2 separate regions of the Homo sapiens genome follow, and region 1 is linked to region 2. Evidence: read pairs that join two places in POLR2A ChIA-PET (ENCODE). Cell type or tissue: HCT116. All regions are shown on one strand. Links, peaks and the distances in the headings refer to the core of each region. The heading gives the core; the rest is flanking DNA.

Region 1 (15,196 bases), core at 3,571-8,570, 84 kb after region 2:
TGAGTTCCCAGGGAGGGGCGAGGTGGTCTGGGGCTTTCAAGCCGTGGTGGAACCCACGCCTGAGAAGGGAGGCCTGCCGCTCCCACCACAGGAAGCCTGGCCCCCGCCAGCAACAGAGAGACTCAGAGCCCAGGCCTCAGTGCCCTCATGGGATAAGTGGCATTTTGGTTCCTGTTTCCTTCCCTCTCTGTTTTTCTTTTTCTTTTCATAGATTCTCCAAGCAAATATTAAACATGTCCTGCAAATCTCAGGAATCAGCACACAGAGAAACACAAAGAAGAGTAAGTGGCCTTCTTCCAAGACCTGGTTTATCAAAGGTCTGAGGCAGTCCTGATCCGCTGCTCTCCTCCTGCTGGCTGAGCCTTGCCACTGGCTCAGTGGCCCAGGGTGCCAGCTCCCTTTCCTGGGCCTCCCGGGAAAGGGGAGGGAGAAGGTCGAGGGAGCAAGAGGGTTCCAGGGCTGCCTCCAGGGCTGGCCTGGCAAGTTGCAGCTCTGTCCCTGGCGATTTCCCTGCAGCCAATGGCTGTGGAAGAGGAAAGGAGAGGACCTTTTGATGTGGTGGAGAAGCATCATTGTAGAAGGGAGAGGAATAAGTAAAAGGTTGGCCAGGGAACCATGGCCGGGCACGGTGGCTCCTGCCTGTATTCCCAGCACTTTGGGAGGCCAAGGTGGGCAGATCACTTGAGGCCAGGAGTTCAAGACCAGCCTGGCCAACATGGTGAAACCCCTTCTCTACTAAAAATACAAAAATTAGCCGGGCGTGGTGGTGAGCACCTGTAGTCTCAGCTACTTGGGAGGCTGAGGCAGGAGAAGCACTTGAACCCGGGAAGCGGAGGTTGCAGTGAGCCGAGATCGCGCCACTGTACTCCAGCCTGGGCGACAGAGTGAGTGAGACTCCGTCTCAAAAAAAAAAAAAAAAAAGTAAAATGTTGGCCAGGGAGCCTTGCTGGCCTCCTGAAGGCAGCCAAACATTAAACACACCTACAGTCACAGAGTCCAGCTTAAGGAAGAGGCAGACCAGAAAGTGAAAGTGAAGAAAGAACGGGAGGAGAGATGGGTGGGGGCGCGGATCAAGGCAGAAAAGGGAGGCAAAAGGCAAGGCTCCTAGGGACAGAGAGTGGTGACATGCCAGCTTCTGTTCGTTAAAACCCTGCTCTGGACCATGAACACTGCTAGGCAATTTCGTTATGACAGCTCCTTGCATCCTCCCAGCATTTTACAGCTAAGGAAACTGAAGACCGTGAGGTTAAATTCTTCACCCGAGGTCCACAGCTAGGGATTAGCAGAATCAGTGTTTGAACCCAAGGCTGCCTGACTCCAGTGTCACACCCAAACTGTTCCTGTCTCTCTGTTAGCAGTTCTTAGTTGCTGGGGATTCAGACTCTATTTTGTTGCTTGTGTAGTTCAATACAGCTCCCCCCACTGTGGCCACATTGCAGCCTACAGATGCAATAAAAAGGAGGGGAAGGCATGCATTTCCTTTAAGGGTACACCTGAGGTCAGGAGTTCGAGATCAGCCTGACCAACATGGAGAAACACAACTCTACTAAAAATACAAAATTAGCTGGGCATTGTGGTGCATGCCTGTAATCCCAGCTACCCGGGAGGCCAAGGCAGGAGAAACGCTTGAACCCAGGAGGCAGAGGTTGCGGTGAGCCAAGGTTGTGGTGAGCCGAGATCACACCATTGTACTCCAGCCTGGGCAACAAGAGCGAAACTCCATCCATCTCAAAAAAAAAAAAAAAATGCTGTGAATCTTGAACAGAGAATGCAATAGACAGCAAGAAAGGTCTGGTGGCATCTTCGAAGGAGCCTTCATCTCCTATACTTTCAGGGTGGATATGATGGAAGACTCAGCCCAGGGCCTCATTGTGCATGTAGGAGTTCCAAGTAAATGCTTAGGAAAGGGCATAGTGGGGACGTAGTGGGACCCTGAGACTTAGAATAGGAGCATCTAAGTGGTCACAGACAAGGCTGAGACTCTGGCACTTTTGAATTCTCAAATCCTTCAAAGCTCCCTTGTCTGTTCAGGCAGGTCCTCCCGTGTAGAGGTAACCAACTTATCCCTGCCTAAGGAACCTTCTGTGACTGCACCTAGGACAGTTGCTTCACTAAAAAGGGACACCAGATCTTCTCTTCATTCCTCCAGCATCAAAAGGAGAGTTAGATCCCAACATAGCCCACTTGGGCAGTACAAGGCCTGCTCTAGAAAGAGAATGTCTATACACTAAAGAAGTGGCAGGACCTTGCCAGTTCAAATCCACAAGGGTCTTGGGAGCACGTGTCGGAGAGGATTCTAAGCATTGTGTTAGCCTAAAGATGGTAAACACAAGGCTTGGCTGGGCACAGAGCCTCGTGCCTGTAATTCCAGCACTTTGGGAGGCTGAGGCGGGCGGATCACTCTTCAAACTCCTCAAACTCAGGAGTTTGAGACCAGCCTGGCCAACATGGTGAAACCTGTTTCTACTAAAAATACAAAAAATTAGCTGGGCGTGGTGGTGGGTGCATGCCTGTAGTCTCAGCTACTCGGGAAGCTGAGGCAGGAGAATCGCTTGAACCCAGGAGGCAGAGGTTGCAGTGAGCCGAGATCGTGCCATTGCACTCCAGCCTGGGTGAAAAAGTGAGAATCTGTGTCAAAAAATAAATAAATAAATAAAAATAAATAAATAAATAAAAGGCTTGATTGGGCTGAATTCACTGATACACTCACCCAGGTTTGGGCTTTGGAGTTGGCATGAATAGTCTACAATGGCTAACTCAGACTTGACTTAATAGAGACGTAAAGTTAAAGTTCCACCACCCAGAAGCAGCTGGGTTAGAGGGCGGTGAAATGGCTGCTGAAAGTTCATTTACAGGGTTAGCCTGGAGACAACACCCTGTTGGCTTCAAGTGTTGGCCTACAGGTTGCAGTTATGTCTTTTAAAAGCTGCTAACATTTGGAATTGTCTCCTTCAAAACTAGAAAGTGTACATCTAGATGCCGGGCGTGGTGGCTCACGCCTGTAATCCCAGCACTTTGGGAGGCTGACGCAGGTGCATCAGGAGGTCAGGAGTTTGAGACCAGCCTGGCCAAGAAGGTGAAACCCCGTCTCTACTAAAAATATGAAAATTAGCTGGGCTCTCCCTCTCCCTCTCCCTCTCCCCTCTCCCCTCTCCCCTCTCCCCTCTCCCTCTCGGTCTCCCTCTCCCTCTCTTTCCACGGTCTCCCTCTGATGCCGAGCCGAAGCTGGACTGTACTGCTGCCATCTCGGCTCACTGCAACCTCCCTGCCTGATTCTCCTGCCTCAGCCTGCCGAGTGCCTGCCATTGCAGGCGCGCGCCACCACGCCTGACTGGTTTTCGTACTTTTTTGGTGGAGACGGGGTTTCGCTGTGTTGGCCGGGCTGGTCTCCAGCTCCTAACCGCGAGTGATCCGCCAGCCTCGGCCTCCCGAGGTGCCGGGATTGCAGACGGAGTCTGGTTCACTCAGTGCTCAATGGTGCCCAGGCTGGAGTGCAGTGGCGTGATCTCAGCTCGCTACAACCTCCATCTCCCAGCCGCCTGCCTTGGCCTCCCAAAGTGCCGAGATTGCAGCCTCTGCCCGGCCGCCACCCCGTCTGGAAAGTGAGGAGCGTCTCTGCCCGGCCGCCATCCCATCTAGGAAGTGAGGAGCGCCTCTTCCCGGCTGCCCATCGTCTGAGATGTGGGGAGCGCCTCTGCCCCGCCGCCCCGTCTGGGATGTGAGGAGCGCCTCTGCCCAGCCGCGACCCCATCTGGGAGGTGAGGAGCGTCTCTGCCCAGCCGCCCCGTCTGAGAAGTGAGGAGACCCTCTGCCCAGCATCCGCCCCGTCTGAGAAGTGAGGAGCCCCTCCGCCCGGCAGCCGCCCCATCTGAGAAGTGAGGAGCCCCTCTGCCCGGCAGCCACCCCGTCTGGGAAGTGAGGAGCCCCTCTGCCCGGCCGCCCCTACTGGGAAGTGAGGAGCCCCTCTGCCCGGCCACCACCCCGTCTGGGAGGTGTACCCAACAGCTCATTGAGAACGGGCCGGGATGACAATGGCGGTTTTGTGGAATAGAAAGGGGGGAAAGGTGGGGAAAAGATTGGGAAATCGGATGGTTGCCGTGTCTGTGTAGAAAGAAGTAGACATGGGAGACTTTTCATTTTGTTCTGTACTAAGATAAATTCTTCTGCCTTGGGATCCTGTTGATCGGTGACCTTACCCACAACCCTGTGCTCTCTGAAACATGTGCTGTGTCCACTCAGGGTTAAATGGATTAAGGGCGGTGCAAGATGTGCTTTGTTAAACAGATGCTTGAAGGCAGCATGCTTGTTAAGAATCATCACCACTCCCTAATCTCAAGTTCCCAGGGACACAAACACTGCGGAAGGCCGCAGGGTCCTCTGCCTAGGAAAACCAAAGACCTTTGTTCACTTGTTTATCTGCCGACCTTCCCTCCACTATTGTCCTGTGACCCTGCCAAATCCCCCTCTGCGAGAAACACCCAAGAATGATCAATTAAAAAAATAAAAATTAAAAAAAAAAAAAAAGAAAAGAAAATTAGCTGGGCATGGTGGTGGGCTCCTGTAATACTAGCTACTTGGCAGGCTGAGGCAGGAGAATCACCTGAACCTGGGAGGCCGAGGTTGCAGTGAGCCAAGATTGCACCACTGCACTCTAGCCTGTGCAACAGAGCAAGACTCTGTCTCAAAAAAAAAAAAAAAAAAGGAAAAGAAAAAAGAAAGCGTATATCTAGGAAACAGAGGGTGAAAGAGTAGCTACTCTCATGCTTACACCTAAGAACACACTTGAAGAACTCTTGCTGCCCATCCCTATGACCTTGGATTTGGGAGTCTGAATATTCTAGTGCCTGAGGTGGGAACTGTTTCTACCAGGGGATTGTACTACCATGGTCATGGTTCTGATAAATTGGAAGCTAAGGCTTCCTTCAGGCCATCTGAGGATCCTCATGTCACTGATCCAGCAGGCAGGGAAGGAAAGACAAATGTCTTTCCTTTTGGCCACCCAACATCTGAACCTTCTTCCTATATATCTACGGTATAAGCAGATGACCTGGGCTCAGCTATATAAAAACAGCCCCTTGTCAGGCGTGGTGGCTCATGCCTGTAATTCCAACACTTTGGGAGGCTGAGGCAGGAGAATCCTTTGAACCTGGGAGGCGGAGGTTGCAATGAGCCGAGACGGCACCACTGCACTCCAGCCTGGGCGATAGAGCAAGACTCAGTCTCAAAAATAAAAATAACAAAATTAAAAATAAAAACACTCAGCCCTAAGTGAAATGGAACATGAGTAGCCCCACCTCCAGTGGCATAGGATAGAGTTCCTGGAGCAGGTGCAGCAGTGCTACTGGCAGTCTGAAGGATTCAGTGCTGGAGAGGTGGGAGGAGCAAGCAGCAGCATCTACAGTTCAGAGAACCAGTCTTCCCTGTAATTCAGAGAGATGCCACTCTCCTCCTCATGAATCATTTTACCACCTAAACCGCTAGAGTTGGCTCCTATGGCCTGTGACTGACAACTCTTACTGAAGCTGTTGTACTATTCTCTATTTCTCTGTTTTTGAAGTATTTCATAATAAAGAAAATGAATAACTAAGGAGGAAAGATGTAGGATCATCTTAATAAAAGCAGAAAAAGCATGCAATAACATTCAACATTCATAAATAACAGTAATAGGCTCGGCGTGGTGGCTCACGCCTATAATCCCAGCACTTCGGGAGGCCAAGACGGGCAGATCACAAGGTCAGGAGTTTGAGACCAGCCTGGCCAATATGGTGAAACCCCGTCCCTACTAAAAAAACCAAAGTGTGACCGGGTGCCGTGGCTCACGCCTGTAATCCCAGCACTTTGGGAGGCCAAGGCGGGCAGATCATGAGATCAGGAGTTCAAGACCATCCTGGCCAACATGGTGAAACCCCGTCTCTACTAAGAATACAAAAATTAGCTGGGCACGGTGGCAGGTGCCTGTAATCCCAGCTACTCAGGAGGCTGAGGCAGGAGAATCACTTGAACCCGGGAGGCAGAGGTTGCAGTGAGGCGAGATCACGCCACTGCACTCCAGCCTAGGTGACAGAGCGAGACTTCATCTCAAAAATAAATAAATAACAGTAATAACAAATCCATAGGAAACTAGACTAGCTGCCAACTTCCTTAACATGATGAACATTTTCTATCAAAACACACAGGAGAAATAATAATGGAAATGTGGAAGCCTTCTCTTTAAGAGCAGAAACAAAGAATGAAAGCCCATTGTCACCATTTCTATTTAACACTGGAGGGCCAGGCTGGGCGCGGTGGCTCATGCCTGTAATCCTGTGACTTTGGGAGGCCAAGATGGGTGGATCACTTGAGATCAGGAGTTCAAGACCAGCCTGGCCAACATGGTGAATCCCTGTCTCTACTAAAAATACAAAAATTAGCCAGGCATGGTGGCGGGCGCCTGTAATCCCAGCTACTCAGGAGGGTGAGGCAAGAGAATCTCTTGAACCCGGGAGGTAGAGGTTGCAGTGAGCCGAGATCGCACCACTGAACTCCAGCCTGGATGACAGCAAGACTCCATCTCAAAAAAAAAACAAAAACAAAAACGAAAAGTCCCATTTACAATAGCAACAACAGTTATAAAATGCTTAAGAATAAATCCAGCTGGGTGCAGTGGCTCATGCCTGTAATCCTAGCACTGTGGGAGGCCGAGGCGGGCAAATCACTTGAGGCCAGGAGTTTGAGACAAGCCTGGCCAACATGATGAAACTCTGTCTCTACTAAAAATACAAAAATTAGCCAGGCATGGTGGTGTGCACCTGTAATCCCAGCTACTTGGGAGGCTGAGGCTGAGGCTGAGGTGGAAGGACTGCTTAAGCCAGGAGGTCCGCAGAGGCTGCAGTGAGTCATGATGGTGCCATTGCACTCCAGCCTGGGCGACAGAGCCAGATCCAGTGTAAAGAAAAAAAAAAGTGTAGTATTTGTTCAGGGAGAAACAAAGAACCCAGTGGAACAAAATATAACCAGAAAATGACCCATGCCATATGAAAACAATATATGGCAGAGAAGACATTACAGATCAGTGAAAAGAAGATAGTGGTGCTGGCCTAATTAGTTACCCAAATGGGAGAAAATAGCTTGATCCTTACTTCATAGCATACACAAAAATAAATTATAGGTGAATTGAAGACCTAAATGTGGAGGCAAAACTCCAAAAATGGTTAGAAAAAATATATAGGGGATTTTGTTTATAGCAGAGTAGAAAAGAGTTTCTCAAATAAGACAGAAAAAGGATATACTATAAAATTATTTTAGAAACTTCTTACCAAAAGAAAGAAAGGAAACAAGAAGGAAAATTTAAAAACCATAACAACACTGAAAATAAAGCCACAGACTTTAAGATTCATTTTCAGAAAATATTTTTTAAAACTCCCATAAAATCAAGAAGAAAATAACAAACAACCCAAGTGGAAAATGGGCAAAGGATATTAAAAGGAAACTCACAGAATGGTCAAGGGCATGTGAAAAGAGCCTCCAAACTCATTAACAGGGAAATGAAACTTAAAACAACCCGGAAAGACCACTTTGTATCCCTCAGCTTGGCAGGAGCTTGAAGGACTGACAATGGCAAGTGTTGGCAAGGACACGCAGAAATGGGAACTCACACACACTGCTGGCCAGAGTGTAAATTACTACAGTCACTTTGAAGAACAATTTGGCCATAGCTAGTAAAATCAGTGGTGAACAAATCCTTCAGTCCACCAGTTCTGCTTCCGGATATACACCATAAGCTCACACACTTGCCCGAAACGGAGTAAACAACAACGCACGCTGCAACTCTGTCTGTAATAGCAAAAAACTACAAACAACTCAAATATTCATCAACAGAAGGCCAGAGAAACAAATTGCATACAGCTGAAAAAAAAAAGAACGAGAGCCACATATATCACTATGGATAAATTTCAAAAACAAAATTGAAAGCATGCTGAAGTTTTTTTTTGTTTATTTTTGTTTTTTTGACTGAGTCTCGCTCTGTCACCTGGGCTGGAGTGCAGTAGTGCGATCTCGGCTCACTGCAATCGCTGCCTCCCAGGTGCAAGCAATCCTCCCACCTCAGCCTCCTGAATAGCTGGGACTACGCCTTGCTACTTTTTTGGGTGTTTTTTTTTTCTTTTTTTGTTTTTGTTTTTGTTTTTGTTTTTGTTTTTTTGAGATGGAATTTCGCTCTTGTTGCCCAGGCTGGAGAGCAATGGCGCAATCTTGGCTTACCGCAACCTCCGCCTCCAGGGTTCAAGTGATTCTCCTGCCTCAGCCTCCCAAGTAACTGGGATTACAGGCACCTGCCACCACACCCAGATAATGTTTGTATTTTTAGTAGAGGTGGGGTTTTTCCAGGTTGGTCGGGCTGGTCTCGAACTCCCGACCTCAGGTGATCTGCCCACCTCGGCCTCCCAGAGTGCTGGGATTACAGGCATGAACCCCGCGCCTGGCTGAGTTTTTTATTTGTTTGTTTGTTTGTTTGTGGTGGAGACTGGGTTTCACCATGTTGATGGCTTTCTCAAAATCTTAAACACAGAGTTGCCCTATGTCACCTTATGACCCAACAATTCCACTTCTGGCTATACATCTAAGAGAATTGCAAACATACATTTACACAAAAAATTGTACACAAATGTTCATGGCAGCATTATTCATAAAAGCCAAAAAGTGGATATAACCCAAATGCTCTTCAATTGACAAATGGATAAACAGAATGTGGTATCTCCATACATTGGAATGTTGCTTGGCAATAAAAAGGAATGAAGTACTGATCCATGCTACAACAGGGATAAACCTTGAAAACACACTAAGTGAAATAAGCCAGACACAAAGGACAACAGAGCGTATGATTCCATGTATATAAAATGTGCAGAGTAGGCAAGTCCATAGACACAGAGAGTAGATGAGTGGTTGCCTAGGGCTGGGGAGGAAGGGATCAATGGGGAGTGACTGCTAATAGATGCTCAGTTTCTTTTAGGGAATGAAGAAATCTTCTGAAATTAGATAGTGGTGATAGTTGCATAACTCTGTGAATACAGTAAAAGTACTGAAATGTACAGTTTACAAGGGTTAATTTTATGGCACATCAATTATACCTCAATTAAAAACACACACACACGGAGAATCTTATGTTGAAGTTTGTGGTCTGCTCTGCCCATTTCTATATCGCCTCCACCATTTGCCCCTAGGAGGAGGTTCAGGACAGCATAATGGGAGTGTGAGCTGGACACTGTTCAAATGCTTGCCCTCCTACAAAGACCCTGAGGAAATGAAGCTGGAGCCCAGTGTCAGAAATCCAGTTTTATACACTGCAGTGTGGTCATCAAGAATGTTTGCCACTTTCTCCTATAGCCAAGCAAATGTTTAATTGTGGGAAACAGGTGAGCTTCGGAGTGGCATGTGATGGTTTAAAAGGTTACTTCATATTTTATTTTATTTTATTTTTTAAGACAGAGTCTTGCTCTGTTGCCCAGGCTGGAGTGCAGTGGCATGATCTCAGCTCACTGCAGCCTCTGCCTCCTGGGTTCAAGCGATTCACATGACTCAGCCTCCTGAGTAGTTGGGACTACAGGCATGCACCGCCATACCTAATTTTTTTTTCTTTTTTTTTTGTATTTTCAGTAGAGATGGGATTTCACCATGTTGGCCAGGCTGGTTTTGAACTCCTGGCCTCAAGTGATCCACCTGTCTCGGCCTCTGCAAGTGCTGGGATTACAGTCGTGAGCCAACGCGCCCAGCCTAAATGTCACTCCATATTTTAGATCTGCTTAACTACTCAGAATTTACTTATAAGACTGCTATAGTCATGTCACAAAGTCATGGTAGTCTTCTTGATAAGCAGTCATTTTTATACATTTTGTACGCAGATCTGAATGCTGTAGTATTTCCAATGTCTAAAATATATGTAAATAAAAATATAAGGCCGGGTGCAGTGGCTCATACCTGTAATCCCCTTTGGGAGGCTGAGGTGGGAGGATCAGGATCACTTGAGCCTGGGAAATCCAAGTTGTAGTGAGCCCTTATCATGCCAGTGCACTCCAACCTGGGCAACAGAGTAAAACACTGCAAGAGAAAGAAAAAGAGAAAGAGAAAAAGAGAGAGAGAGAAAGAGAGAGAGAGAGAGAAACAGAGGGAAGGAAGGAAGAAAGGAAGGAGACAGACGGGGGGCTGGGTGAGGTGGCTCATGCCTGTAATCCCAGCACTTTGGGAGGCCAAGGCAGGTGGATCACCTGAGGTCAGGAGTTCAAGACCAGCCTGGCCAACATGGTGAAACACCATCTCTGCCAAAAATAAAAAAGTTTCCCGGGCGTGGTTGCAGGTGCCTGTAATCCCAGCTACTCAGGAGGCTGAGGCAGGAGAATCACTTGAACCCAGGAGGTGGAGGCCGCAGTGAGCCGAGATCAGGCCATTGCACTCCAGCCTGGGCAACAAGAGCAAAACTCCGAATCAAAAAAAGAAAAAAAAAAGAAAGAAAAAAATTAGCCCAGCATGGTGGCACACGCCTGCAGTCCCAGCTACCCCAGAGGCTGAGGTGGGAGGGTCATTGAACCCCCAAAAGTCAAGGCTGCAATGATTCAAGATTGCATCACTGTACTCCAGCCTGGGTGAAGGGAGTGAGACCCTGTCTCAAAAAAAAAAAAAAAAAAAAAAAAAGCTCTGAATCTATAGGTTCCAGCCCTGAGAAATTCTGGATAAAATGGAGTTAACAGTTCACCTGCCTCAGGTGAGATAATATAAAACTAGAAAGGTCCATACCATTGTAATATCTAATTGAATCTATTTGTCAAAACAGTACCCAAATGCAGTATGTTCAGAAACCTTATAGTGTTAGGTAATAATAACCATAGACAAGATAAAAAATATGGGCTGGGTGTGGTGGCTCGCACCTGTTATCACAGCATTTTGGGAGGCCAAGGTAGTAGGATCACTGGAGGCCGGGAGTTTGAGACCAACCTGGGCAACATAGCAAGACCCCATCTCTATAAAAAAATATATATATAAAGATATATATTATATATATATTTGTACATGTTAACTTGAGGTGAGGGGTGCAGGGAGGGTGGAAAGGAGAAAGTAATAATATTAAGCATCAGTAAACAACTCTAGAGCCAGGCATGGTGACTCACTCCTGTGATCCCAGCTTTTTGAGAGGTTGATGCAGGAGGATTGCTTGAGGCCAGGAGTTCAAGACCAGCCTTGGCAACATAGTGAGACTCTCCCATCTCTAAAACAACAACAAAAAGTTAATTAAAAATTAAAAGAAAAGAAAACTTCATAGCCGTCTTCTCCAGGAAAACAAGTCCCAAAGCCACTTGCCACTGATGCAGAGGTGCGCAGAGCCCGAGGAACACGGAACCATAGCAGCTCTGCAAGTTGATTTTATTCCAGGCTAAAAGATGCTACTTCTCAAAGAAAGGAGCTTGGAGCGTCTCTGTTTATGAATTCATTTTTCAGGGGTGGGGTGATTTCAAGAGTCCAGGCTGTTTCCTGACCATGCACACTGTGCCGGCCTGGAAGCCTCAGGCCCCAGCCAGGCTGACCACGAGCCAGACCCGGAGTAAGCTTCGTCCCACGCTTCCTGTCGGTCCAGGCAGCCTGAGTTTCCTGGTGACCCTTCCCTGCACCCAGCTGATTCAAAGGCCTGGCAAGGCCTGGTGCCAGCCAAGAAAATCTGAGGCAGCCAGGTTTGTTATTTCAAATCTCTAAACCTTCAGACCTTTGTGCTTGGCTTACATATGTGAAAGTTAAAACAAGGATGTGTGTCGCAGTGGTGATTATAATTCAAGTAAGCAAAGATCCCTGCATGACCAGCCTTCAAATGTCAGCCCATGCTGAAGTTAACACATTTAACTCATAGAACAAAATAATTAAAATGAGGAGTAGATGCAAAATGGTACTGCCATTCTAGAAAACAGTTTGGCAGTTTCTTATAAAGTTAAACGTACACTTACCACAAGAACCAGCAATCACTCTCCTGGGTATTTATCCCAGAGAAATGAAAATTTATGTTCATATAAAATATTGTACACAAATAATTATAACAGCTTTATTTGTAATAGTCGTGTATCAGTCAGGATTCTCCAAAGAAATAGGACCAATAGAAGAGAGATATATACATAATAAATCATATATATAAATGAAATATATAAGAAGCTATATATATATGTACACACATACAGATATCTCTCAGAGTTCTCCAAAGAAATAGAACCAACTATATATATATTATATGTAATATATTATATTACATATATTACATGTAATATAATATATATTATATATAAAATGTATGTAATATATTATATATAATATATGTAATATAATATATTATATAAAATGTATGTAATATATTATATATAATATATGTAATATAATATATATAATGTATGTAATATAATATATATATTATATATAAAATAAATCATGGCCAGGCATGGTGGCTCACACCTGTAAACTCAATACTTTGGGAGGCCGAGGCAGGAGGATCACTTGAACCCAGGAGTTTGAGACCACCTGAGCAACATAGTGAGACCCCGTCTCTACAAAAAACATTTTTTTAAATTAGCCAGGTGTGAGCCAGGCATGGTGGCTCATGCCTGTAATCCTAGCACTTTAGGGGGCTGAGGCAGCAGATCACCTTGAGCTCAGGAGATCAAGACCAGCCTGGGCAACATGGTGAAACTCCATCTCTACAAAAAATACAAAAATTAGCCAGGCATGGTGGCACATGCGTGTGGTCCCAGCTACTCAGGAGGCTAAAGCTGGAGAATTTCTTGAACTGGGGAGGTGGAGGTTGCAGTGAGCCAAGATCAGGCCACTGCACTCCAGCCTGAGTGACAAAGTGAGACCCTATCTCAAAAAAAAAAAAAAAAAAATGTCCAGCAGCTACTCAGGAGACTGAGGTGGGAGCATTGCTTGAGCCCAGGAGGTTGAGGCTGCAGTGAGCCATGATCACACCATTGTACTCAAGCCTTGGTGACAGAGCAAGACCCTGCCTCAAAAAAATAAAAAGACATATGTATAAGAAATGATATATATTGATCTATATAGATAAATGATATGTATATAATAAATCATATATATATAATATATACATTTATTACAAAGAATTGGCTCATGTGATTATGGAGGTTGACAAATCCTAAGATGTGCAGTCAGCCAAGCTGAAGACCAAGGAGGATCGACGGTGGTGTTCCAGTGCCAAGGCCAGCAGGCTGGATACCCAGGAAGCGCAGATGTTTCGGTTCCAGTCCAAAGGCAGGAAAAAAACTGATGTCTCAGCTCAAAGGCAGTCAGGCAGGAGGAATTCTTTGTTATTCAGGAAAGATAGTCTATTTGTTCTATTCAGGCCTTCAACTGATTGGATGAGGCCCACCCATCTTAGGGAGGGCAGTCGGCTTTATTCAGTCTATTGACTTAGATGTTAAACTCACCCAAAATCACCCTCACAGAAACACCCAGAATACTGTTTGATCAACTGTCAGGCCACCCCATAGCCCAGTGAAGTTGACACATAAAATTAACCATCACAAGCCAAAAATTAGAAACAAGCCAAATGTCCCTCAACAAGTAAACAGATAAACACATGATGGTCTATCCATTCAGTGAAGTAACTCAGCAGTAAAAGGTAATGAGCAATTGATCCATGCAACAATGTGGATGGGTCTCAGGGCTTTTTGCTGAGTGGAAAAAGCCAATCTCAAAAGGCCAGTCTGATTCCATTTATTTAACATTCTTTCTTTTTTTTTTTTTTGAGATGGAGTCTTGCTCTGTCGCCCAGGCTGGAGTGCAGTGGCCTGATCTTGGCTCACTGCAACCTCCACCTCCCAGGTTCAAGCGATTCTCCTGTCTCAGCCTCCCGAGTAGCTGGGACTACAGGTGCACACCACCACGCCCAGCTAATTTTTGTATTTTTAGTAGAGATAGGGTTTTACCATGTTGGCCAGGATGGTCTCGATCTCATGGCCTCGTGATCTGCCCCCTCAGCCTCCCAAAGTGCTGGGATTACAGGCATGAGCCAATGTGCCCGGCCAACATTCTTTTGTTTTTTGTTTTTTTTTTTGAGATGGAGTCTCGCTCTGTAGCCCAGGCTGGAGTACAGTGGCACGATCTCAGCTCATTGCAACCTCTGCCTCCCTGGTTCAAGTGATTCTCATGCTCTGGCCTCCTGAGTAGCTGGGATTACAGGTGTGCACCACCATGCCCGGCTAATTTTTGTATTTTTAGTAGAGAGAAGGTTTCAACATGTTGGCTAGGCTGGTCTCGAACTCTTGACCTCAAGTGATCTGCCTGCCTCGGCCTCCCAAAGTGCTGGGATTACAGGCATGAGTCACTGTACCTGGCTTTATATAACATTCTTGAAGTGACAAAATCATAGAGTTGGAGAATAGATCAGCAGTTCCAGGGGTTATGGTAGGAGGAAGGATGTGACTGAGGGGTAACAGGAAGAAATTTTATCTTTTCTTTTTTTTTTTTTTTGAGACAGAGTCTTGCTCTGTCACTCAGGCTGAAGTCCAGTGGCACGATCTCAGCTCACTGAGACCTCCGCTTCCCAGGCTCAAGCAGTCCTCCCACATCAGCCTCCCTCACAGTTGGGACTGCAGGAGCGTGCCACTGGGCTCAGCTATTTTTGTATTTTTTGTAGAGATGGAGTTTCATCATGTTGAGATGAGATCAGGCTGGTCTCAAACTTCGGAGCTCAAGTGATCCACCTGCTTCAGCCTCCCAGAGTTCTAGGATTATAGGCATGAGGCACCATGCCCAGCCCCAGGAAGAAATTTCTTAGTGGTGATGGAATACTTCTGTGTTCTCATTGTGGGGATGGTCACTTGAATCTATGCATATGATAAAATTTCATAAAACTTGTCCAGGCTCAGTGGCCTGTAATCCCAGCACTTTAAGAGGCCAAAGTGAAAGGATCACTTGAGACCATGAGTTTGAGGTTACAGTGAGCTATGATTGTGCCACTTCTCTCCAGCCTGTCTCAAAAATTTTTTTTTCATAGAATTACATGCCAAAAGAAAAAGATGAGTGTCTCTTTCATGTGTATCTATTATGTTCCCAACACTGCTTTTGGGACTTTACACACAGTAACTGGCCGGGTGCGGTGGCTCACACCTATAATCCGAGCACTTTGGGAGGCCAAGGTAGGCGGATGGCTTGAGTCCAGGGGTTCGAGACCAGCCTG
Region 2 (15,196 bases), core at 4,201-9,200:
CCAATCAAGAACACTCAAAAATTTGGCTTTTCTAATATGGAAAAGGACAGTTCATGATCTTTTGGCTTTAAAGGATCTCCATCCCTGACAGCGCGCTTAGACTTTGTGCTGGATTAGGCTTCCTGCTTGGCAATAAAGTTTTTTCACTCAGTACACAATCTTTGGTCTCCAACAGTCTTTGTACTTTAACAGTTTGGAAGTCCCACACAGATCATATGACTGAGCCATCCGATGAAGCCAACAAGCCACCAACACCTGAGAACATAGTAAGCCCTGGTTTCCATCACCTTCTGATGGTGATTCCGCTGACTTTATGAGTTTGTTCTGCTGTCTCGCAAGTTTGTTTGAAGCCTTCTGGTTTCTTGTGGGTAGACATGGAGAGGAAATTTGGTCTCTTCTTTGAGTGATACAAAAAGAGTGGGTCTATTCTGTGTATGTTCCATTGTTAGTCCACCTGTGTCCTAAGAGAATACTCAGAAAACTCAAACGTTTGGACCAGATTCAAAGGCTGGAGGTCCTAGACTACTGGGTCTGCCTCAACTGACTAAGTATTCTATGTATACATTTTCTATCAAATAGTGAAATAAATCTCCTTTTTGGTATTTGTTATGGGGGTCTGTTAAGTAAAAGAGTCAAATCCTGTCAGGACTCCTGAATCTTTTATGTTATTCATTATAGTCCAAATTCATATACATGTCTAATAAGTACTATGGCAAAATTATACCAAGAATAGTTTCTAAATTACCGCGGCCACTTTGGGGAACTTGCAATTTCAACGAGGGCTTACACTCCCACAATGCCTTAGAACCAAAGGAGGTAAAACCCCCAAAGCAATAGTCTACATTCTTAAACTCTAACACTAAGACAACCAATGGCTCAATAACTCAAAATTAACTTCCTTGAAGGATTCTCTAACAAGAGGTAAAGAAAGGGCAGCTCTTTCTCCGTGACTTCCTGCCTTGAAAGCTCAGCCTTTAACTCATCTGCTAGAATCCTAATGTTCTGACTCTTCAGATGAGGACCTCACACTACTCTCACAATTGATCATCACAGGGCTCCCTCACATCTTCCTGCCTTAGATATCACAGTTCTATCTCCTCCCCTGTTACTGAGCACCCATGTAGTATGGGACAGACAACCCCACAATTTCCATTAAGGACTTACCCCCACCCTTCAAAAGAAAGCCAGGCTGTTGTTTTTAAACTCCAGCCCCAGGCAAAATCCCTAAACCCACTAAAAAGACCAAAAGTTTTCTGAGTTTAGAAAACTTTTACATATCTAATACTCCCATGCCCACCAGAACCTCACAAACTTACAGACTACTAGTTTCCCTAAGAAGGTCGAAGATGGTTCCAAAAAACAGGTTGGAACCCTAATGCAGATCAGGTATCACTAATCAGAAGAAAGTTTAAGAAAAGTGTGTGTACACCTATAATCCCAGCACTTTGGTAGGTCAGGGCGGGAGGATCCCTTTAGCCCAGGAGTTTGAGACCAGCTTGAACAACATAGTGAGACCCTGTCTCTATAAAAAAAATTTTTTTAATTAGCCAGGCATGGTGGCGCTTGCCTGTAGTCCCAGCTACCTGGAAGGCTAAGGCAAAAGGATAGCCTGAGCCCAGAAGTTTGAGGCTGCAGTGAGCTGTGATCACACCACTGCACTCCACCCTGGACAACAGAGAGAGACCCTGTCTCTAAGATAAAACAAGTAGAAGGAAAAGTATCTGCTTCACACCATCCCCGAAGTCTTTCTTACCAAAGTAGATTACACCAAAATCCTAAATTGCAAGCAGTCATTTGTAATCAGAAGATTTTAGAAACTTTTAGGCAATATTTTTATAGACCTAGAGGCAGAGCTAAATGGCCTTTTCAGCCTCCTTTAATGGATTAAAACCAGAAATAGATTAGTGGGAAGAATGTCAGTGGATTGGCAAATAAATTATCTACATGAATTACAACAGAATATTGTCCAAGAACTCTAAACAAATTTTTTAAAAACCATATGTCTCTTCAAATTAAACAACTCATTCAAAGTCTAACAATACCTCCTATGACTGGTAGAGGAAAGAACTGTCCTGGGGGGATGTTGAATCCATAAATAATTCAGGTACTAGAAAAGTAATCATCCTTTAAGAACTGAGAAAGGAGGCCGGGCACAGTGGCTCACGCCTGTAATCCCAGGACTTTGGGAGGTCGAGGTGGGCAGATCACAAGGTCAGGAGTTCGAAACGAGCCTGGCCAACACAGTGAAACCCTGTCTCTACTAAAAATACAAAAATTAGCCAGGCATGGTGGTGCACGCCTGTAGTCCCAGCTACTCAGGAGGCTGAGGCAGGAGAATCGCTTGAACCTGGGAGGCGGAGGTTGTGGTGAGCTGAGATCGCACCACTGTACTCCAGCCTGGGCAACAGAGCAAGACTCCGTCTCAGAAAGAAAAAAAAAAAGTTAATACAAATTAAGTGGTTAGCAAAAATCCTAGAAGATATTTATTTATAAGAGGCTTCTGATTTTTAAAAGTCTTCATGCCCTCATCAAGTAAAAAACCACTTCATTTGAGAGATTACCAGCTAACTGGGAATTTCTAAAAATATAAGGTCTTACTCAAATTAAATGCCACAAAAGAAAAAGAACCTGTTACTCTGCAAGTGTGCAGAGAGCTAACTGGCCAAAACACAAGAAATTAGTTCCTGCCATCACACCCAAACTGGCGCAACAGGTTAGGGGTAAGCAGTAAGGCAGAACTATAATATTGTGAAACCTAAAACCTTATATTTAAAGGCTCTACTGGGGACAACTACTGGGGGCAAGGGGACAAATGACAGTCCACCCAGAGTTGAAACAATTTTAGCAGAAAAAGGTTTTATAACTATCCTTAGAAAATTATAAGAATTTTGCCTCTCAGAATTTGCCTCTCATTAGCTGAACTGATAAGGATAAGAACAAGTTCCTATACAAACTTCTTGAAGGCTCCAGCTAAGGGCTGTCCTTTATATCATTGCGGAGAACTTAAAACATATCCTTGAAGGCCCTACTTTTCAACCAGCACTCAATTATCTCTAGGGAGTCCTTGAAAAGCAACTATTAGTCAAATGCAGTGGTAAGGTCAAGTCAGAAAAGTCTGTTTCATCAGTTAGAGCACTAGTATCCTCCCTAAGAGCAGCTTCATAAGAGTAGTGGGCAAAGGCTGGGTTAGTGCATAAATGAAAGGTGAAGGTCATGTGTAGTGGCTCATGCTGTAATCCCAGCACTCTGGGAGGCCAACGCAGGAGGATCACTTGAGTCCAGGAGTGCAAGACCAGCCTGGGCAACATGGCAAGACCCCATCTCTACAAAAAATTTACAAATTAGCCGGGTGTGGTGGCGTGTGCCTGTAGTCCCAGCTACTCAGGTCAAAAAAAGGGAGAGAGGGACGGGGGTGAGGTGGGGTGGAGAGGGAGGGAGGAATGGAGGTGGGGGGGAGAGAGGGGGGGGGGGAGAGAGAGAGAGAGAGAGAGAGAGAGAGAGAGAGAGAGAGAGAGACAGAGAGAGAGAGACAGAGAGATGAAAACAAGGATACACATCACAAGAGCAGACTACTCTTTGTAAAGGTCAGACCTAAAATGAAGAAATGCAGGGGTTGAAGGAAATGGGCTAAGAAAGGACTTTAAAGATGAGAGACACATGTGGATATTTAAATTCTGAAAGAAGATAAAAAGAGTACTTAATAGGACAAAGTTCCAGAGTCCAGAGAGGAGAATTAACTAACCTTCACAGGTGAGGAACACACCTTGACTGGTCATCTTTGAAAACCAGCCCAGCTCCTAAAATCTCCTCTCTCAGAACATAAAATGCACTTAAACACCCCCTCCCAAAAAACAAAACACCATGAAACAAACAAAAAACAGAAATTTGACATGACCCTAATTCCACCTCTGCCCTCATTTTCACACTTTTTATTGGATGTAAGAAATATTTACACAATAATTAATATGCATTGAGCATTTACTACTTCTCAGACATGGTGCTTATGCACGTTATATGGATTAGCTCATTAAACACCAGACAGGATCAGCAACATGGGGTCAGCAAAACTGCACTTTGCTATCATATCTGCCTCTCAACATCTATTAACCACCCACCACCCTAGTATTATTCTAAGACTCTCTTTTTTTGCGGGGGGGGGGGGGGGGGGGTGGACAGAGGCACACTCGCCCACGCTGAGTACAATGTTGCGATCTCGGCTCACTGCCAACCTCTGCCTCCCGGGTTCAAGCAATTCTCCTGCCTCAGCCTCCCAAGTAGCTGGGATTACAATCGCTCACTACCACACCCAGCTAATTTTTGTATTTTTAGTAGAGACGGGGTTTCACTATGTTGACCAGGCTGGTCTCAAACTCCTGACCTCAAATGATCTGCCCACCTCGACCTCCCAAAGTGCTGGGATTACAGGCATAAGCCACCACCTCTTTTTAAAAAGGGGTGGGTGGGAGGAAGCAAAGCTAAATTTTAATCTCCAGAAATTTTGACTTGCCACATCAATCACAAATTTATACATTAGCTCAGATGTCCGGAGCTAGACTGGCCAAAGTGTCGTGCAATCCACACCACATGGTTAATAACTGACCATGCCCCTACACACTCCTAACATCAACCCTCCCAGGAAATGTGTGTCTATTAAACCAAATCCATTTCCAATTGACTTATACTCAGGGCAGCTGTGGGAAAGAGAGATGGGCAGGAAACAAACAAACAAAAACTTCTCTTAATTCAAAACACATAGTCAGCCTATTTGACCTAAAACCTGGTCTTAAGGAAGTTACAAATGCTTCCTATATTCTCTTTTCAGCTGAAGGGGAAAATGAGACAAGTCTTGGGGAAAAAAACTGTTCAAAGGCCTCCAGACTTCTGTCAAGAGACCTAAACAATTTAGGAAGACAGTGTAACACAGAGCTTAGAGACAGGAATAAAACACATCTGGTTTCAAATTCCAGCTTCCCACGCTTAAGAGAAGGGCTGTGAGCCCTTGGACAAATGACTTAACCTCTCTGAGATCAGTGTTTTCTGATGACAATATGATAGTATTTGTACTCGCCTACTTCAGAGTATTATTTTGAGGATTAAGTGAGATGACTTAGGTAAAGAGTTTCTTAAAACTTTGCAAATAGGGATACACAGTATTTATTGTTATAACAGAAGGTAGAGGCTGCATGTGGTGGCTCAAGTCTGTAATCTCAGCACTTTGGGAGGCCAAGGCAGGGAGATAGCTTGAGCCCAGAAGTTCGAGGCCAGCCTGGGCAACCTGAGGAGACCCTGTCTCTATAAAAACACAAAAATTAGCCAGGCGTGGTGGCACGCACCTATAGTCCCAGCTACTTGGGAGGCTGAAGTGGGAGGATGGCTTGAGCCCAGGAGGCCGAGGCTGCAGTGAGCCATGATCATATCACTGTACTCCATCCTGGGTGACAAAGCAAGACCCTGTTTCAAAAACAAAACAAAACAAAAAAACAGATCTCTACCTATAGATTCTTCTATATCCAGGTACTGGGAGTCAATCAGGGTCCCTCAAAATCAAATAGAGGAAAGAACAACTTCAAAGAGAAAGCAGAGTATAAAAACAGAGAAAGAACACTCCCTTTCCACTTAAACCCTCCATACCCACACCGGTATCATTCCATCCCAGGTGAAAATGTTTATTAGCTGGGTAAAAATAAATACATAAATCCCTTTACCATATATTTACAATACAATATAGTAAGAATAACCATTAAATATGTCATATTCACTTTGTTGCAAGTTTAAATTCCAGGATTCAACTAGCATCATTGGTTTGTTTTTCACATAACATGAATTATCTTACAACTTCAGTTGATTAGAGGCATTAGAGAATCAGTAATAATTCTGGTCCCTACAATTCTGAGCCTTCAATAATATGCTGAAAACACCAAACAACTTTCAATTCTAAACTTTAGAGGTAACTTATAAACACAGGCAACTACCAAGAGATTAGCCCCCCACCCCCCAAAAAAATGTTGTGAAGAGTTTTATACTCTCCATACAAAGTTACTGTAAAAACATAAAATTTATATAGGCTGAGTGTGGTGGCTCATGCCTGTCATCCCAACACTTTAGGAGGCCGAGGTGGGCAGATCACCTGAGGTCAGGAGCTTGAGACCAGCATGGCCAACATGGCGAAACTGTCTCTACTAAAATACAAAAATTAGCCAGGTGTGGTGGTGCGCGCCTGTAATCCCAGCTACTTGGGAGGCTGAGGCACAAAAATAGCTTGAACCCAGAAGCTGGAGGTTGCAGTGAGCCGAGATCCCACCACTGCACTCCAGCCTGGGCGACAGTGAGACTGTTTCAAAACAAAAAACAAAAACAAAAAGAGAATAACTGGCTGCTAGCATTCTTGGAGCTAAGTAATACAAGGGGGCTGGGAGTTTCACCATTTAAAGATGTGGCAAATCCCCTCATTTTCAGCTGGGCATTTCTTTACCACCTTCCACAGCACCAGGTATTCCTGGGTCTATAGGCAGTCTGGCTTTCTCCACAAGATAAATCTTTGACTTTTTTGTGAGGTTGGGTAAGAACACTCATCTGCTTGCCTAGGATGAGGCATGTATAGAACTTTCCACTGACTTTAAACCATTTCCTGCTTTCAGCTTCACATCTTGCTTGCACCCTCAGAGATACCTGGCACCTTCAATTCCTGAGTCTTCCTAGAGATAGGTGATATGAACTGGCTAGAATCATGCAAGGAATTGGTATCCGCCTCTGTAGATATTTTATATTCCACTTTCTCAGCTAATTAATCTACTCCAACCACCTTCCATTTCCCTGAAGTTTTTTTATACCACTTATTTACTGTCTCCTGTTCTTTCTGCTCTTGCAGATTTATGCTGTTTTCATTCTCTTACTCACTGTGAATGGGGCTTGGGGACAGAGCAGAAATAAACATATTTGTTCAATTCAAGCTTAAAAAGAAGACACAGTCCTTGAATGATTTTTATCTGATGCTAATACATATCCTGGGTGCATTCAGATTTCATGAAGCCTGGAGTTTACAGAGTTTGGAGGCTCCATTTTAAGAGCACAGAATTGGGTATTGACAGCCAATATTCAATTTAGAATGAGAAAATAAATCATAAATTTTAACAAACTGGCAAAAGCCACAAACATCATAACCTAATAATAATAATAATAATATTTGTTATGACAAGTTTTTTTCCCATTTGTTTCCAGATAAAAGTCACATAAGGCCAGGCATGGTGGCTCACACCTGTAATCTCAGCACTTTGGGAGGCCAGGGTGAGTGGATCGCTTGAGGCCAGAAGTTCATGACCAGCCTGGCCAACATGGTGAAATTCCATCTCTATTAAAAATACAAAAATTAGCTGGGCGTGGTGGTGCACAGCTGTAATCCCAGGTACTTGGGAGGCTGAGGCACGAGAATTGCTTGAACCAGGGAGGTGGAGGTTGCGGTGAGCCGAGATCACACCACTGCACTCTGGCCTGGGCGACAGAGCGAGACTAGGTCTCAAAATAAATAAATAAATAATAAAAGTCACATAACATGAAAATCACCAAGTTAAACTGTATAATTCAATAATTTTTAGCATAGTCACAGTGCTGTACAACCATCACCAATATCTAATTCCAGAACATTTCCATCACCCCAAAACAACCCCCATACTACCTGTTAGCAGTCACTCCCCATCTTCCCTCCCCCATCCCCTAGCAACCTGAAAATCTACCTTCTGTCTATGGATTTGCCAAGTGGAATTAAACAATATGGCTTTTTGTGTCTGGCTTCTTTCAATCAACCTAATTTTTTGAGCTCATCCATACTATAGCATACATCATCAGCACTTTATTCCCTTTTATGGCTGAATAATATTCCATTGTATAGATATGCCATATTTTGTTTATCCATTCAGTTGACAGACATCTGAGTTGTTTCCACCCAACTATTTTGGCTGTTATGAATAATGCTACTATGCACAAGATTTTGTGTGAACATATGTTTTCAGTTCTCTTATGTATGTACCTAGGAATGGAATTGCTGAGTCATGTAGTAACTATGTTTAATTTTTCTGAAAAACTGCCACAAACTGTTTAGCAGAGTGGTTGAACTACTTTACATTCCCACCAACAATGTATGAGGGTTCCAATTTCTCCACATCTTTGCTAACATTTGTTATTTTCCCATTATTATAGCCCTTCTAGTGGTCGTGAAGTAGTATCCCATTGTGGTTTTCATTTTCATTTCCCTAATGATTCATGATATTGGGCATCTTTTCATGTGCTTTTTGGCCACTGATATATCTTCTCTGGAGAACTGTCTATTCAAACCCTTTGCCCTTTTTTTTGAAATGTGGTCTCACTATGCTGCCCAGGCTGTTCTCAGGGGATCCTCCCACCTCAGCCTCTCAAGTAGCTGAGACTATAGGCATGTGCCAACACATCTGGCTAGCTGCCCATTTTTTAACTGGATTGTTTGTCCTTTTATTGTTGAGTTTTAAGAGTTCCTTAAGGCCGGGTGCGGTGGCTCACACCTGTAATCCCAGCACTTTGGGAGGCTGAGGTTGGTGGATCACCTGAGATCAGGAGTTCAAGACCAGCCTGGCCAACATGGCAAAACTCCATCTCTACTAAAAATATAAACATTAGCTGGACGTGGTGGCACACACCTGTAATCCCGGCTACGCGGGAGGCTGAGGCAGGAGAATCGCTTGAACCCAGGAGGTGGAGGTTGAGTGAGACGAGATTGCATGCCACTGCACTCAGCCTGGACATCAGGGCCAGACTCTGCCTCAAAAAAAAAAAAAAAAAAAAAAAAAAATTAGCTGGGCATGGTGGTGTGCACCTGTAGTCCCAGCTACTCAGGAGGCTGAGGCAGAAGAATCACTTGAACCCAGGAGGTGGAGGTTGCAGTGAGCTAAGATCATGCTGCTGCACTCCTGCCTAGGCGACAGAGCAAGACTCCGCCTCAAAAAAAGAAAAAAAAAAAAAGAGTTCTTTATATATTCTGTATACTAGACCCTTATCAGGTATAATTTATAAATATTTTCTCTCATTCTATGAGTTATCTTTTAGCTTTCTTATTAGTGTCCTTTTGGACACAAACGTTTTTAATTTTGATAGAGTCTAGGCTGGGTGCAGTGGCTAATACCTGTAATCCTGTCACTTTGGCAGGCCGAGACAAGAGGATCTCTTGAGCCCAGGAGTTCGAGACCAGTCTGGGCAACAGAGTGAGACCTCATCTTTACAAAAATAAATAAATAAGATTTTTGTTTAAATTGACAGAATCCAATCCAAAGTCTTGTGTTTCTATCTAAGAGATTTTTTTTTTTTTTTGAGACACAGTCTTGCTCTGTCACCCAGGCTGGAGTGCAGTGGCACGGTCTCGGCTCACTACAATCTCCGCCTCCCAGGTTCAAGCGATTCTCTTGCCTCAGCCTCCCAAGTAAGTGAGATTACAGGTGCCTGCCACCATTCCTGGCTAATTTTTGTATTTTTAGTAGAGACGGGGTTTCATCATGTTGGCCAGACTGGTCCCGAACTCCTGGCCTCAAACAACCACTCGTCTCGACCTCCCAAAGTGCCAGGATTACAGGTGTGAGCCACCACACCCAGCCATCCATCTAAGAGTCTTATGGCTTGCATTGTTACATTTAGTCTTTAATCCACTTTGAGTTAATTTTTATATATGGCATGAGGTAGAGGTTCAACTTCATTCTTTTGCATGTGGAAATCCAGTTGGTCCAACACATTATTATTATTATTATTTTCTTGAGACGGAGTCTCATTCTGTTGCCCAGGCTGGAGTGTAATAGTGCGATCTTGGCTCACTGTAACTGCTGCCTCCCAGGTTCAGGCGATTCTCCCACCTCTGCCTCCCCAGTAGCTGAGACTACAGTCGTGTGCCACCATGCCTGGCTAATTTTTGTATTTTTAGTAGAGACAGGGTTTCACCATGTGGACCGTGCTGGTCTCAAACTACTGACTTCAAATGATCCACCCACCTTGGCCTTCCAAAGTGCTGGGATTACAGGTGTGAGCCACAGAACCCGGTCCCAATGCCATTTTTTAAAAAGACTAATCTTTCCCCATTGAATGGTTTTGGCGCCCTAGTCAAAAAAAAAAAAAAAAAAAATCAACTGACCACAAATGTATAATTTTCTTTCTGGACTTTCTATTCTATTCCATTGATCTATATCTCAATCCTTACACCAGTACCACACTTTCCCATGAGTTTTTTTTTTTTCCTTTTTCTTTTTTTTTTTTTTTTTTTTGACAGAGTCTCACTCTGTTGCCCAGGCTGGAGTGCAGTGGCACGATCTTGGCGGCTCACTGCAACCTCCACCTCCTGGGTTCAAGTGATTCTCCTACCTCAGCCTCCCAAGTAGCTAGGATTACAGGCATGTGCCACCAAGCCCGACTAATTTTTGTATTTCTAATAGAGATGGGGTTTCACCATGGTGGCCAGGCTGGTCTTGAACTCCTGACCTCAAGTGATCCACTCACCTCAGTTTCTCAAAGTGCTGGGATTACAGGCATGAGCCACTGCGCCTGACCAATTTTTGTATTTTTATTAGAGACAGTGTTTCGTCATGTTGGGCAGGCTGGTCTCAAACTCCTGACCTCAAGTGATCTGCCTGCCTCAGCCTCCCAAAGTGCTGGGATTACAGGCGTAAGCCACCACGCTCAGCCTGTTGTTATTGATGGCTTAGAAAAGTTTTCTTTTAGCACAGGAACATCATCAATAAATAATGTTATATCAACTTTTAGGACTATGGTCAAACCTGGGAAAATTCTTAACAAGTCTCTTTCATTAAAGCTACAAAATCTTAAAGAATTTTCCCCAGACTGGCTTTTGACATCAAACCTTGTTTTTCCTCTACTAACCACACACTTTGGGTGCCAGATGCCATAGGACACATTCATATTGCTAGACAACCTCTAGCTATGCACGTTTATGTCACAATGCCCCATGAGTTAGCACAACAGACATAGAGTATTCCTAGAAACCATTCCCATACTGGGATGGCTAGTAATACCTTGACTATACACAAAGAGGCTATGAACCATGTAAACATATCCTGCTAAAATCCAACTAAATATCTCTCCAAGTCAATTTCCCCATAGCCAGACCCCAAAAGTGCCCACAGCCATTCCAATGCCACCCAACATAAGGAAGAGTGTAACAAAGGGGAAGTCAGGTAAAAAGACGGCAATTTTAGCTGACTGTGGTTTAGATAACTTACATTTGCAAATTCTTCAAAGATATGTGACCACATACTGGCAATGTTCTGTTTCTTGATCTGGATGCTAGTTATATATGTGTGTTCAGTTTGTGAAAAATCTTAAACTACACACTTATAATATTTATGAATTTTCTCATTCATATATTATATACCAATAAAACTTTTTAAAAATTAACCAAGTGAACACATTGCTAGGGTCCCTCCCAGACCCTCAGATTGGGTCTTGAAAATTAAGCTTCAGGCTGGGCGTGGTGAGTCACACCTGTAATCCCAGCACTTTGGGAGGCTGAGGTGAGTGGATCACTTGAGGTCAGGAGTTCCAGACCGGCCTGACCAACATGGGAAAACCCTGTCTCTACTAAAAATACAAAAATTAGCCAAGCCTGGTGGTGCACATCTGTAATCCCAGCTACTTGGGAGGCTGAGGCAGGAGAATCACTTGAACCCGGGAGGCGGAGGTTGCAGTAAATTGAGATCGCACCACTGCACTCCAGTCTGGGCGACAGAGCGAGACTCTGACTCAAAAAAAAAAGAAAATTAAGGTTCATTAGTTTCAAAGAGATAATAGCAACTGGATATCATAAGATGTGGTGTCTAATACCAGCTATACCATGAATTACCCATGGGACTTGGAGAAGACACATATGCCTCCCTAAGCAATTTTCTCACCTAAAATGGGGAAGTTTAAGTCAGACTATAAACTCTAAGACTTCTTTCCAGTAGTCACTCAAGAAATACTTCCCAAGTACCCGTTACTGTTTGGCATCACATTAGGTAAATGAAACACACACACAATCCCTGCCCTGTGGGTGCTCCCCATCTAATAGGGATTAAAAAACAATGAGCAGCATTAGGTAAAAACTAATCGGAATAAATATGGATTTTAGTTAATAAAAGTGTACCAATATTGGTTCATTAATTATAACAAATATACCATACTAATGTAAGATTAGTTTAGTTAATAGGGAAAACTGGTTATGGAAATACAGGAATTCTATACTATCTTCAGATTTACAGATCTTTAGATTTACAGATTTTTCTTATCTTTAGACTTACAGGTTTTTCTATACATCTAAAAGTATTCTAAAATCAAAAGTTTATTTTTAAAAAGACAGTAAACAGGTAAATAAATGAATATTAAAAGAAATTGTGTTCAGTTCTCAGAAGTTAACAGGATATTATGGAGGTAGCATAATGAGAGTAGAGACTACTTTAGACAGACTACTTAGGAACTCTTTGAGATAATACAACTGACACAGAAAAATAAGAAGAAACAAGAGAAAGAAAATTCCTTCAAAAGAAAGAATATATACAAAGACTCTGAGGTGGAAGAGATTGGCCTTTTCAAGAAATTAAAAGAAAATCCACGTGACTAAAGCATAATGAGCAAAGGAAAGCCCAGTCAACAGGGGCAGATTATATAAGGTCTTGGATAAATAGTGTCTATTTCATTCAAAGTATAATGGAAAGACACTGGAGGGTTAAAGCAAGGAAGTAAAATCATCCAATTTACTTTTTTCTTTTTTAATTCATGAAGCTATACTGTGGAGAATGGATTATAGACGGGTTAAAGAAAAACAATGAGGCCGGGCACAGTGGCTCACACCTATAATCCCAGCACTTTGGGAGGCCAAGGCAGGCAGATCACGAGGTCAGGAGACCAAGACCATCCTGGCCAACATGGTGAAACCCCGTCTGTACTAAAAATACAAAAATTAGCTGGGCATGGTGGCGGGTGCCTGTGATCCCAGCTACTCAGAAGGCTGAGGCAGGAGAATCATCTGAACCAGGGAGTCGGAGATTGCAGTAAGCCGAGATCATGCCACAGCACTCCAGCTTGGCAACAGAGTGAGACTCCATCTCAAAAAAAAAAAAAGAAAAAAGAAAAAAAAGAAAAACAATGCAGACCCTATAGGGAAGCACTAACATCATTTTATTCTTAACCCTGAATTATAATATTTTTTCAATACAAAAATCATTCCAAAAAAAAACATTTCAGAGAATTAAAGAATTAAATTCACATATTCATATAAATTATTTTATTCAGATAGTATCTGCTTTTTTACCAATCTGCTTCTCTATGACCTTTATAATCCTTTATCAAAATAATTTATGGATTTTATACTTTAATAAGCTATCATAACTCTTCTAGAAGCTGCTGAAAATTTTTATGCCATTTGTTAAGTGCTCTGTAATAAAATTCCTGGAAATTCAAAGGTAGAACATAAAATAAATTATAAAAGCTGAAAATTTTTATCTATTAGATTAATATATCAAAGAATAAATAGTCCAACCCCCCAAAAAAAACAAAAAGTAGCAGCACCTGCTGCCACTGCCACCACCTGTGACAATTTTTTAAATGGCTGCAAATTCTTTGAAACTTCTTCTATCAAGATATGGGAGTTCATGTTCCCTCTCCTTGAATCTAGAATAGCCTGTAACTAACTTGTTTTGTAACCAATAGAATGCAGGTAGGACCTCCTAGGCTAAGTCAGAAAAGGAGATGTAACTTTCACTTTGTTCCTTGGACAATTCCTGCTGGTGCCCTGAGTCAGTCATGTTAGCAGTGTAGCTGCCGTAAAGCTGCCATAAACCAGCCCATGTAGACAGACCACATGGAGGCTCTGACATGACCTGAAGTGAGAGATATGCCCAGCCACCCCCCAGCAATTCCAGTTCCAGCCACCATCTGAATAAACACACAATAGACTCTGGGCCAAAATGACCCAATTAAGCCCCTTGCCAAATCCCTGACCCACAGAAACCATGAGATGATAAAACTATTAGTCTCACTCCAGCTGGAATGCAATGGCACAATCTCGGCTCACTGCAACCTCCACCTCCTGGATTCAAGCAATTCTCCTGCCTCAGCCTCCCGAGTAGCTGGAATTACAGGTGCATGCCGCCATGCCTGCCTAATTTTTTGTATTTTAGTAGAAACAGGGTTTCACCATGTTGCACAGGCTGGTCTCAAACTCCTGAGCTCAGGCAATCTGCCCGACTCAGCCTCCCGAAGTGCTGGGATTACAGGCGTGAGCCATCACGCCCGGCCCTAGGGTCATTTTTTATGCAGCAATTCTAATAAGCCCTTTCTAGCAAATATGTGATAATTCATGTGAATAATTGGGAGGAGGAGAAGAATTTGTTTGGCTAGCAATGCAGGTCGATTTTCCAGCTTCCAAGTATCTAAGGGATCTGGAAAAGCTATGTAATATTACTGTAACTCACAGAAAGCAAGGTACATCCTCCCTAAAGTCAGCATAATTGGCCTTATAATCTCTACAGATTCTTTACCTGCATCATGATTCTTCTATAGCAAAAGAGAATGGATAAATATACTTATCAGGCCACTGAGTAGTCAACTGAGAGCCTTGCACTATATAATCCTACTAAATGTAGTAGTTATTTATTATGGCCTAAATTAATCCCTGGCCTCTCCTGAAACAAAAATGAGTGAGCCATTTATTGCAGAAGCATCAAAACTGCCAAACAAAGCAAAAATTAAGTTTACTCTTTTGAACCAAGAATTATCACACATTACCACTAAGAAGGACAGACAGATCTTTTAAATTATGTTTATCAGCCATCCCTTTTTAAAACTTTCATTCATTTAATTAACACATATCTATTAAGCACTGTGTGTAGGCAAATATTAGTATGAATGAGTCTATAGCTATAAAGAAGTTCACAGTGCTATGGAGAAAACATCAACCAACCAATTTTAAGTTGAATTTTATTTATTTATTTATTTATTTTTTGAGACAGGGTCTTCCTCTGTCGCCCCAGTTGCAGTGCAGTGGCACACTCATGGCTCACTGCAGCTTCGACCTCCCAGGCTCAAGAGATCCTCCCACCTCAGCCTCCCTGGTGGCTGGGACTACAGGCATGCACCACCACGCCTGGCTAATTTTTTTGTATGTTTTGTAGAGACGGAGTTTCACCCTGTTATCCAG

Evidence for each region. ChIA-PET counts read pairs that join two places held together with the same protein. Peaks named below come from ENCODE experiments on the same cell type or tissue, not always from the same donor. Only the 100,000 strongest peaks of a DNase experiment are listed, where the experiment ranks them.
Region 1: POLR2A ChIA-PET joins it to region 2 with 5 read pairs; 5 of 35 experiments call an interaction of 5 or more read pairs at or near these places.

The regions. Positions count from the first base shown.
Region 1 is chr17:64,712,855-64,728,050 of GRCh38, forward strand. No RefSeq gene overlaps it. Among named protein-coding and RNA genes, the nearest start is that of SMURF2, 58 kb to the left of the region's middle. RefSeq lists an enhancer at 139-188. In HCT116, for the core only: no CTCF peak of the experiment used is centred there; no DNase peak of the experiment used is centred there.
Region 2 is chr17:64,627,812-64,643,007 of GRCh38, forward strand. All of the region lies in intron 1 of SMURF2 (SMAD specific E3 ubiquitin protein ligase 2), which reads right to left. Among named protein-coding and RNA genes, the nearest start is that of SMURF2, 27 kb to the right of the region's middle. In HCT116, for the core only: no CTCF peak of the experiment used is centred there; no DNase peak of the experiment used is centred there; H3K27ac peaks cover 738 bases.